Regions from separate parts of the Homo sapiens genome. Here region 2 is linked to region 1. Evidence: read pairs that join two places in POLR2A ChIA-PET (ENCODE). Cell type or tissue: Panc1. All regions are shown on one strand. Each heading gives the region's core, and the rest is flanking DNA. Links, peaks and the distances in the headings are about the cores only.

Evidence for each region. Peaks named below come from ENCODE experiments on the same cell type or tissue, not always from the same donor. Only the 100,000 strongest peaks of a DNase experiment are listed, where the experiment ranks them.
Region 2: POLR2A ChIA-PET joins it to region 1 with 5 read pairs; 2 of 35 experiments call an interaction of 5 or more read pairs at or near these places.

Annotation. Positions count from the first base shown.
Region 1 is chr9:135,748,889-135,753,265 of GRCh38, forward strand. It overlaps KCNT1 (potassium sodium-activated channel subfamily T member 1), which reads left to right. Exons shown (of 31, transcript NM_020822.3): 3 at 1,210-1,289; 4 at 2,054-2,153. Among named protein-coding and RNA genes, the nearest start is that of KCNT1, 49 kb to the left of the region's middle. In Panc1, for the core only: no CTCF peak of the experiment used is centred there; no DNase peak of the experiment used is centred there.
Region 2 is chr9:136,191,202-136,195,578 of GRCh38, forward strand. No RefSeq gene overlaps it. Among named protein-coding and RNA genes, the nearest start is that of LHX3, 12 kb to the right of the region's middle. RefSeq lists enhancers at 1-68, 69-1,014. In Panc1, for the core only: no CTCF peak of the experiment used is centred there; no DNase peak of the experiment used is centred there; H3K4me3 peaks cover 826 bases; H3K27ac peaks cover 762 bases.

The DNA.
Region 1 (4,377 bases), core at 230-4,229:
CGCCCGAGGGCTAAGGCAGCCGACTGATAGGAGCAGACGTCATGGAGGGCACAGGGCCATGGCTGGGAGCAGCCGAGGGTCCCATGGAGGACAGCCCAGCACCCCAGGGCACGGGCCGTTTAGGGGGACATGTGCTCCCCCTTCCCAGAGACGGCCATGCCTGCTGCAGGAACCCTGGCTCTGGGTCTTGCTCCTGTCTGTCCTGCAGGCTGGCAGCATTGGAGTTTTCCTCTCAGGGGATCATTAAACCCTGGCCTAGCCTGGCCCGCATCCCAGCACAGCCGGGCACAGGAGACCCTGCGTCCAAGGCTGGGGCAGTGGGGGCAGCAGCCGTCCACCCCCAGGCTCCATCCTACTCTTGGTGGCCAGCCTGGGTCATGCAGGTGGCCACGGTAGGTGAGCCACGCAATCTCCCCACCCCACCTCACCCCACCTGCCACCCCCGGCAACTGGCACACTGTGGTCTCTTCTCAGGACCGCCGGGGCCCGGTTGGAGGCCAGAGGGCTGGGTGGTAGGCCCCATGAGCAGCGGCGTGCATGGGGGTTGAGGGGTGTCTGGGAACCAGTGGCTGGGGCCATAGGTGAGCCTGAGGGAAGGGGAGCGGCACTGGCTGGAGGGGCCCCACAGCTGGCCTGCGAGGTGGGTGCAGGGATGACCACTTCCCACCAGCCCATCTTCCCTGACAGCCCTTGAGGCTGCAGTGGCCCATAGCCTTGGAGCACAGCCACCAGCGGCCTCCAGACAGAGCAGCTGACCATCAGCTGTGGACAGCCTGTATGACGCAGGTCCTACGGCATGTTCTGAGCACTTGCGGTGTCCTGAGCACCATCCCCAGGGCCATATGGGCAACTTTACCTCCTGGCAGGTGCCCTGCACCCACGGAGGCTTGGGCGAGGGTGTGTGGAGTGAGTGCCGCACCCTGAGCCCCAACAGGGCGGCCTGGAGGGCCCAGACTCACAGCAGCGAGTGCCCAGGGCTGCGGGGAGGAATCTTCAGAGGAGCCGAGGCTGGGTCGGCTGTCTGCTGGGTGTGACGGACCCCAGGACCCTCCTGGGTCTGAGGTGGAGGGAGTGGTCCTGCTGGGCCCTGACTTCTCAACTCCTGCAGTTGGAAAGTTGGAAGAAGTCAGTCAGGTTGGGGCTCCCGGCGTGTCCCCAGCCTGAGTCCCCACTGGCCCTGAGCCTCCATGCCCCTCTCTGCTTCTTCAGGGTCCAGGTGGAGTTCTACGTCAACGAGAACACCTTCAAGGAGCGGCTCAAGCTGTTCTTCATCAAAAACCAAAGATCGAGTGAGTGGGGTGCCTGGAGGGCCACTCCCAGGCAGGGAGGTGTTGAGGGCGCCGGGAGCAAGCCTGGCGATGGCGAAGGCTGGGGCTGTGAGCTCAGGGAGAGTCCATGGGGTGGGAGCCACCTGAGTGCTGCGGGGGCATTTGGAAGCAGGGTGGGGGTGGGTCTGCATGGTGAGTGGGGCACAGGGTAGCCCCCTCTTAGCTTCACACTGTCTGAGACCAGGGCCTCTGCAGCGGGACTCGTGGGGACACCGTCCTGCCTGCTGGACACCAGGCTGGGTGGGGCAGGACCATCCATAGGTGCCAGCAAGGTCTCCCCTGTGGCCACGCCCTGCCTCCCACCCCTCCATACAGCCCCACCCTCCCCAACAGCTCCCTGCCCCGTTCCCAGCCAGAGCTTGGCATCATGCTCCCCCCGGGATTGCAGGTGAGGACTTGGGGGGTTTCCCCAGGGGCTCCACATTCACCTGCCTGCTCCCCAATCCCTATCCTGTCCTCCAAGAAGTGGAGTGGCCTCTAGAAATCCCCTGCACCCCAAGTTCAGGCACCTGTAAGGTGGGGCCAGGGACAGAGCCTCTTGGAGGCTGACCCAAGAGCATCAGCCCCCAAACAACGCAGGGCACACAGAGCTCTGCGTGCAGCCCGGGTGTGGGAGGGGAGCCCAGCTGGGGCCATCCAGAGAGCCCAGCCAGACCCGGGTGCAGGCCCTGCTCCCCGAAGCCCAGAGCTGGGTCAGAGCCCTGAGGCCGCTGCCCTCCCCGCAGGCCTGAGGATCCGGCTGTTCAACTTCTCCCTGAAGCTGCTCACCTGCCTGCTCTACATTGTGCGCGTCCTGCTCGATGACCCGGCCCTGGGCATCGGATGGTGGGCCACGTGCGCGGCCGGGCGCGGGGTCCCGGGTCCCAGGGCTGAGCCTTCCCACTGGGCCGTTACAGAAGCTGATGGCGTCCCTGGGGGAGCCCCTGTGCCTGGGGCCTTGGGGAGTCCTTCCTTCCCCAGTGCCTGTCCCAGGATGGAAAAAGCCAAGGACTCAGTGCCCAGGCTCCCGCAGACGGCTCAGCGTAGGGAGAAGGGTCCCCATCGTAGACTTCCAGCTGTGCCCTTAGCTACTAGCGGACCCAGAAGGTCCACGGAAAGGCTGGAGCATCTAGGATGTCCCTCCCTGCCCCCACAAGTGTCTCTGTGCTCACTTGAGCTTCTGCAGGTCAGGGAAGGGGGCGCCCAGTCCCCCTGGGGAAAGCCCCTACCTGTTTCTGGGGGTGTCTTCTACCCCTCCTGGGTCCCAAGGAGTCCCCTCCCCAGGGCCCATCGTCCTGGGGCCCATGCTCCAGGGACTTCTGGGAGAGGTGCTGGGGGCAGCAATCTGCACCGTCAGGTCCTTACCAGCCTCGCAGCAGCCGCGATGAGGGTGGGTGGGAACTTGCTCTCTCTGAGTCCTGTTCTGTCTCCTTCTGCTGTTGCTGCTTCGAGAAGTGGCGGCTGCTGGGACCTACTCTGTGCCCAGCGTGCCTTGGCAACTCCTGCTCACCTCTGTGTGGGTCCCAGGGGACATCAGCAGGGCCCTGCGGCCCTCGGTGCCGGCCTGTCCTGAGTCATGTCTTTGGGGACCAGCCCCCAACCCCAGGCCTCTCTCTCTGGCTCCCTGGCACTCGGATGCTGTGCTCTGTGTCCTGTTTCTTCTCTCCCCTCTCCTGCCTCGTTCCCTTGTTCACTCGTCCACTTGTTCTGTCCTGCCTCCTGGTTTCCAGAAATCCTTTCTCTGAATGTCCTTCCGAAGATGGTGTCTCCAGTCCTTTCCTGTTTTACGCTTTCCCCATCTGCTGGGCCTGTTTCTCCCGAGCTCACATTGGGCCCTGACTTTTTCATACCCGTAGATTTCCTCAAATGTCTGGTGCCGTTTATGCGTAAGAGTGCTCAGGCGCTGAGGGGCTCTGCAGCCACGTGTGTGGTGTGGTTGTCACCATCCAGCCATCGGGGTGAACCCTGCCAGCATGCTGGTCCCCCCTCTGGCTGCGCAGAGCAGGTTCTTCCCTGGAGAGAAGGCCTGACTGCCGGGAGCCTGGCTTCTGGGGACCTAAAGGCGTCCATGTAAACTTTTGCTCAATCCCCCTTTTCACCTGTTACCCCGTCACAAGGGGGCCTGGCATCCCCAGGCCAGAGACTTTCCCTCTCCTAAGAATGAACCTCCTGTCTTTGTCTAGGTCAGAAGAGGGCAGAACCCACTAGGAGAGTTTGAGAAGGAGAACTGGGCCCTGACTGACTCTCAAGCTACTTTCCTAGGTCACTCCCCACCCCAAGTCCCAGGGTCCCCTGGGGCTTCTGGTTTCACATCCCCACAGGGCCCAAGTCTGTTGTGTTCACTGCCCGTCCCCTAGCACAGCGTCCAGGACATGGATGGGGGTGGGAAGATGGGTGGATGATGGATGGATGGTTGGATGGATGGTGGATGATGGATGGATGGACGGACGGACGGATGGACGGATGGATGGAGTGGATGGAGGGATGAGTGGATGGGTGGATAATGGATGGATAGGTGGATGCATGGTGGGTAGATGGATGGATGGATGGAATAGATGGATGGAGGGATGAGTGGATGGGTGGATGATGGATGGATGGATGGATGGATGATGCGTGGATGGGTGGAGGGATGGATGTTGGATGGAGGGATGAGTGAATGGGTGGAGGGATGAGTGGATGGATGGAGAGATGAGCAGAAGGATGGAGGGATGAGTGGATGGATGATGGATGGATGGATGGACAGATAAGTAGATGGATAGATGGATGAGTGGATGGATGATGAGCAGATGGTTGGAGGGATGAGTGGATGGATGGATGGAGGGATGGATGGATGGACAGATGAGTAGATAGATGGATGAGTGGATGGATAGAGGGATGGATGGATGAGTGGATGGATGGAGGAATGAGTGGATGGATGGAGAGATGGATGATGGAGAAGTGGATGGATGGATGAGTGAGTGGAAAGATGGATGGGTGGATGGATGATAGATGGATGTCCAGATACTTCTGTGGGCACTTAGTTTGCAACAACCCCATTAAAAATCAGGGGAAAGTGGATCAGTTGAAAGAA
Region 2 (4,377 bases), core at 167-4,166, 440 kb after region 1:
CGCACTTACGCTCTGGGAGAGCGTGGGGGATGTTTGTGTGTGTACCGTGCAGTGGGTGTGTGACCTCTTGGAGAGCGATGAGCGTGTGGATGAGCAGATGTGGGTGTGCAGGTCGGAGTGGGTGTGCCCTTTACCCACCCATCCCAGGCTTTGCCTCCTCAAGCCCCATGGTAACCCTGGGAAGGAGATTGTACTTGCTCTTCACAGACTCAGAGAGGCTGAGCGGCTTGTCCACGGTCACACAGTGTGGCCAGTGAGTAGCATGGATAAGAAGGATGAGGAGCCAGTTCTCCCGAGCCAGTGCTCTGGGGCCTTTTCTGCCCAGGGCATCCCACCGTGGCTCCCCGGCTCCTGGACCCACCCAGCCCCGACGATGTGACCTGGGGGACCCCAGCCCTCCTGAGATGGCACCCCAGGATGGTGTAGGGGGAAGTGTGTGGAATTGGGTTTGGAGGGCTGTGCGGCATCTGGGGCCTGTGGCTCCCAGGCAGGGCCGCCCCCCACAGCACTGCAGCCTCTCACGCGCACGTGCAGGGCAGACTCTGCCCGGGGGCTGCAGAATCAGGAGTCTTCTCCTAGGTTTGGCCTTGGGCTCCATCCTACACCCTGAATGTGACAGCTGCGTCTTCGTCTCACACCTACTTTTGAATGCCAAGAGGGGGCTCCGCTGGCCAGGACAGAATATTTTTATGGTAAAAAATGACCGGCAGTTGCATCAGCTCCAGGAGGGTGGGAGCCGTCACCCGAGGTCGCACAGGCAGACTGATGAAAATTCTGCTTATAAAGTCACTGCTCCCCCATTAATTAGGGGGGAGGGGGCGCTCCGGAGCCACCACGCACCTCGCCCACGGCCAAAAGCTTGTCAACATTTTCCACGAAGGATGAAAATGTAAATAACTTTCAGATTATTCAATGTCACCAAGGTATGGAAAAAGGTCGCCATACTGGGTGTCATTTATCTCGTTGTGGATTTAAAGAGCTTTTTTCTATTAAATTTCTTAAAATTAATGTTTTATGTTGCTCAGAGTAATTTAAACAATTATGGGCTTAAAGAATTGATCATTACAGCCCCTGGGATTTAGCGCTGCAGGCTGATTCCCCTGAAAAACCTCTGATTTATCAGGGCTGCTACTCGGCCAGGCAAGCCCGGGGATTTGGGCCCCCACCCGCTCCTGTCCACCCTTGGGGAGGGGGGCTGGACCTGCCGGCAGATGGTGAGGAGGGAGAGGAGGGGAGGGCAGGGGGTGTCCCTGCTCTTAGGGAGAGGGAGGGGTGCCTCTGTGACTTCTAAGGCATCCCCTGATTCGGGAAGGTCCTTCGGGCTAAAAGCAGCTCTTCGTATGAATTTCATATTTAAGAGAAAATAATCCCTTTTAATGTGCTGGTTGAAATTACTTTATTATTCAGATATTTAAGTTGGATGATGTAATACAGTTGCCAGATTCAAAGTTAGCAAGCTCCTCCCCCGTCCCGCCAAGGGGACGCCACCCAGAGCCCTGTGCCACCCCCAGCCCCGCCCCCGCTGCAAGGGGGATGGGGTCCTGGGCAAGGGTCGGTCCTCTCTGGTCAGCGACCCCGCTGCCTCTCGGGTCGGGACCCCAACGAGCGGGAAAAAAAAAAAAAGACAGAACGCGTGCCGGGGAGTATGACCCCGGCCCCGGCTCCCTGCACCCCGGGCTGCGCAGAGCCCTCGCCCTCCGGGTTCCCTCTGCCAGCGACGCCAGCAGAGCCGGGCAGGTCCCATCTCGGGGTCTCCCCGCGCCCGGACGACCCCTCTCCCACTGCGGCCCCGGCCCTGCCTCACCCGCCGCCCCACCAGGGTCCGAGACCGGGAGACCCCAGCCGCGGGGGGGGGGGGACATCAGCCTTCGACCTGCCCCCGCACCTCCCGCTCCGCGGGGAGACTGGGCGCCAGGAACCCCGAATTCGGGGCTGACAACCCGCAGGCGCGCGGCTAAAGCTTCCACCGTCCGCGAGAAGGCGTCTCCACCCTGGAAGGAAGGGGGCTCGGACCCAGGGAGGATGAGGGGTCCGCCTTCTCCTTCCCCTCACCTCGCTGCAGCCCAGAGCCCGCAGACAGCCCCGCGGCCCAAGGTCTCTCTCCGCCCGAGGTCTGCAGCTCTGGCTGGGCGTCCCCCGGCCTGGCGGGGGTCCGGGTGGGGGCCGCGGCCCGAAGTCTGATTCTGGGTTCGCCCTCGCGGGTACGGAGCAGGAGCCGGAGGAGGTCGGAGCCCGCGTTTCTGTCCCTGGGGCGCGGGGAGGTCACAGGGCTCCCCCCAGGCCCGCGCGGGGCGGAACCGGGTACGGCCAGAGCGGCGCGCGCTGCGCTCCGATCGGGAACCGGAGGCCGGCGAGGTCACGCAGACGCGCTCTCCAGGGCACCGCGGGTCTCCCATCGCCGAGGCCGCCTCCGCAGGCCCCGCTCCCCTCCCCGCGGCGGCCAGGGCGGTGTCGGGGGCGGCCACGGGCTCCGGGATTATCGACGCGCCGCCAGCTGGAGCGGGCGCGGGCGGGGTCCCCGCGGGAACAGTCGGCACTTTATTAACCTGTCAGCGCCTAAAAGGTCCCGGGCGGCCTGGGGGAGGGGCCGGAGGCCGGGGCGGGGTGGGGGCGCGGCTGGGGGATTTGCGCCCCCTCCTCGGGGCTGCCCCCCGCCAGCCCGCGCTGCACCCCGGCGGCCGCGCCCCCTCCCTAAATTCCGCCTTCGACCTGGGCCCGGAGCCGCTTTCCCCGCGGGCTGCCCGTTGCCCCCGGAGAGTTCGGGGTCGTCCCTCCAGCGCCCGTCCCTGGCCGCGGGGCCGCTGGCTGGAGTCTCTGCCCTGGGGACACCGACTCCGCAGGCCGGCCCCGAACCTCGCACTTTCCCGCCGGCGCGCCTTTGCCCGCACTGGTCGCCGTCGCCACGCGCCATCCTCGCGTCCAACCCCATCTGCTTCCACGCTCGGCTCCAGTGTTGCCGCCATTCCCAGTGGCCGTCGGGGCCCTTCTCCCCTCCCGGGACCGCCCTGGTGATCCGCGCGTCTCTGCGCTTCCCAGGGGTGCTCGGTGCCTCCTTAGACACAGCGTGGCTGCCAGAGCCTGGGGGTCGAAGGCCATGCGCCACAGGGAGGGAGGGAGGGCGGGTGGGGCTTGGGAGGACCCGACAGAAACCCCGTTGACCGCCTGGTCAGCACCCCTCCTTCCCCACAGCGGGGGTTGGGGGGTGGGGGGACCCAGGCCAGGACAGGTCCTTTCCTCCTCTGGGCCTCAGTCTCCCCACAGGCAGAGGCCGCTGGGCGGAGCACAGCCAATTCTAGAAATGTTCATGGAATGAACAGGTCCAGGAGCCTGCCAGAGCCCCTGCCCGGTTTAGCCCTGCAGACCTGGGGTCTGTGGGCGCCTAGAGGTCAGCAGAGGTCAGGGTCAGGGCAGACTGGACATCAGACCTTCTCCCGGTGATGTTCCTCAGAGGTCCTTTGCCCCAGCCCCATCACTCCCAGTCCCCAGGGTTGCCCAAGCCTGCATGGCTGAGGACAGTCTCCCGCTCTTTTCTCCCAAGCTGCCCTCCCCTCTTCCCCCTCTTCCCTCCCCTTCCCCTTCTTCCCTCCTCTCTCCTCCCTCCCCACTCTTCCCTCCCCTCCCCTTCTCCATCTTCCCTCCCCTCTCCTCCCTTCCCTCCCCTTTCCTGGGCCTTAGCTTTCTCTTCTGTGAGATTGAGAGGAGAGGCCGCTGTGGGACTCAGAAGAGGATGTGCCTGACACACATCCCGAAACGATGAAAAGGACGTCCCTTAAAAGACAACTGTTCCCTTGGCCAGGTGCGGTGGCTCACACCTGTAATCCCAGCACTTTTGGAGGCCAAGGCGGGTGGATCACCTGAGGTCAGGAGTTCGAGGCTAGCCTGGCCAACATGGTGAAACCTTGTCTCTACTAAAAATACAAAACTGGGAATGGTGCTGCGCGCCTGTAATCCCAGCTACTTGGGAGGCTGAGGCAAGAGAATCGCTTGAACCCAGGAGGCGGAGGTTGTGGTGAGCGGAGATCACGCCATTGCACTCCAGCCTGGGCAACAAGAGCAAAACTCCATTTAAAAAAAAACCACACAACTGGTCCCAACCAGTTCCCCCCAAAAGATGGCTGGTCCTGGAGAGACTTGGAAGTCTGCAGCTCAGAGCAGCTTCCCTTGGCCACATTCTGGAGGGGCCTCCGCACCCTTACTGGGGGAACTGAGGCCAGTGCAAAGGTCCCCATGAAAGGCATGGGGACTCCTCCACCTTCCCTCCCCGTCCACTGAGAAATAGGGAGCCCAGGCTCCAAGGGGCCTCCTCCCTCCAGCCCCCACTCTGCTCCAGGGAGACCCCCTCAGAGGAAGAGACCCTCAGGGAGGAGGCCCAGCCCT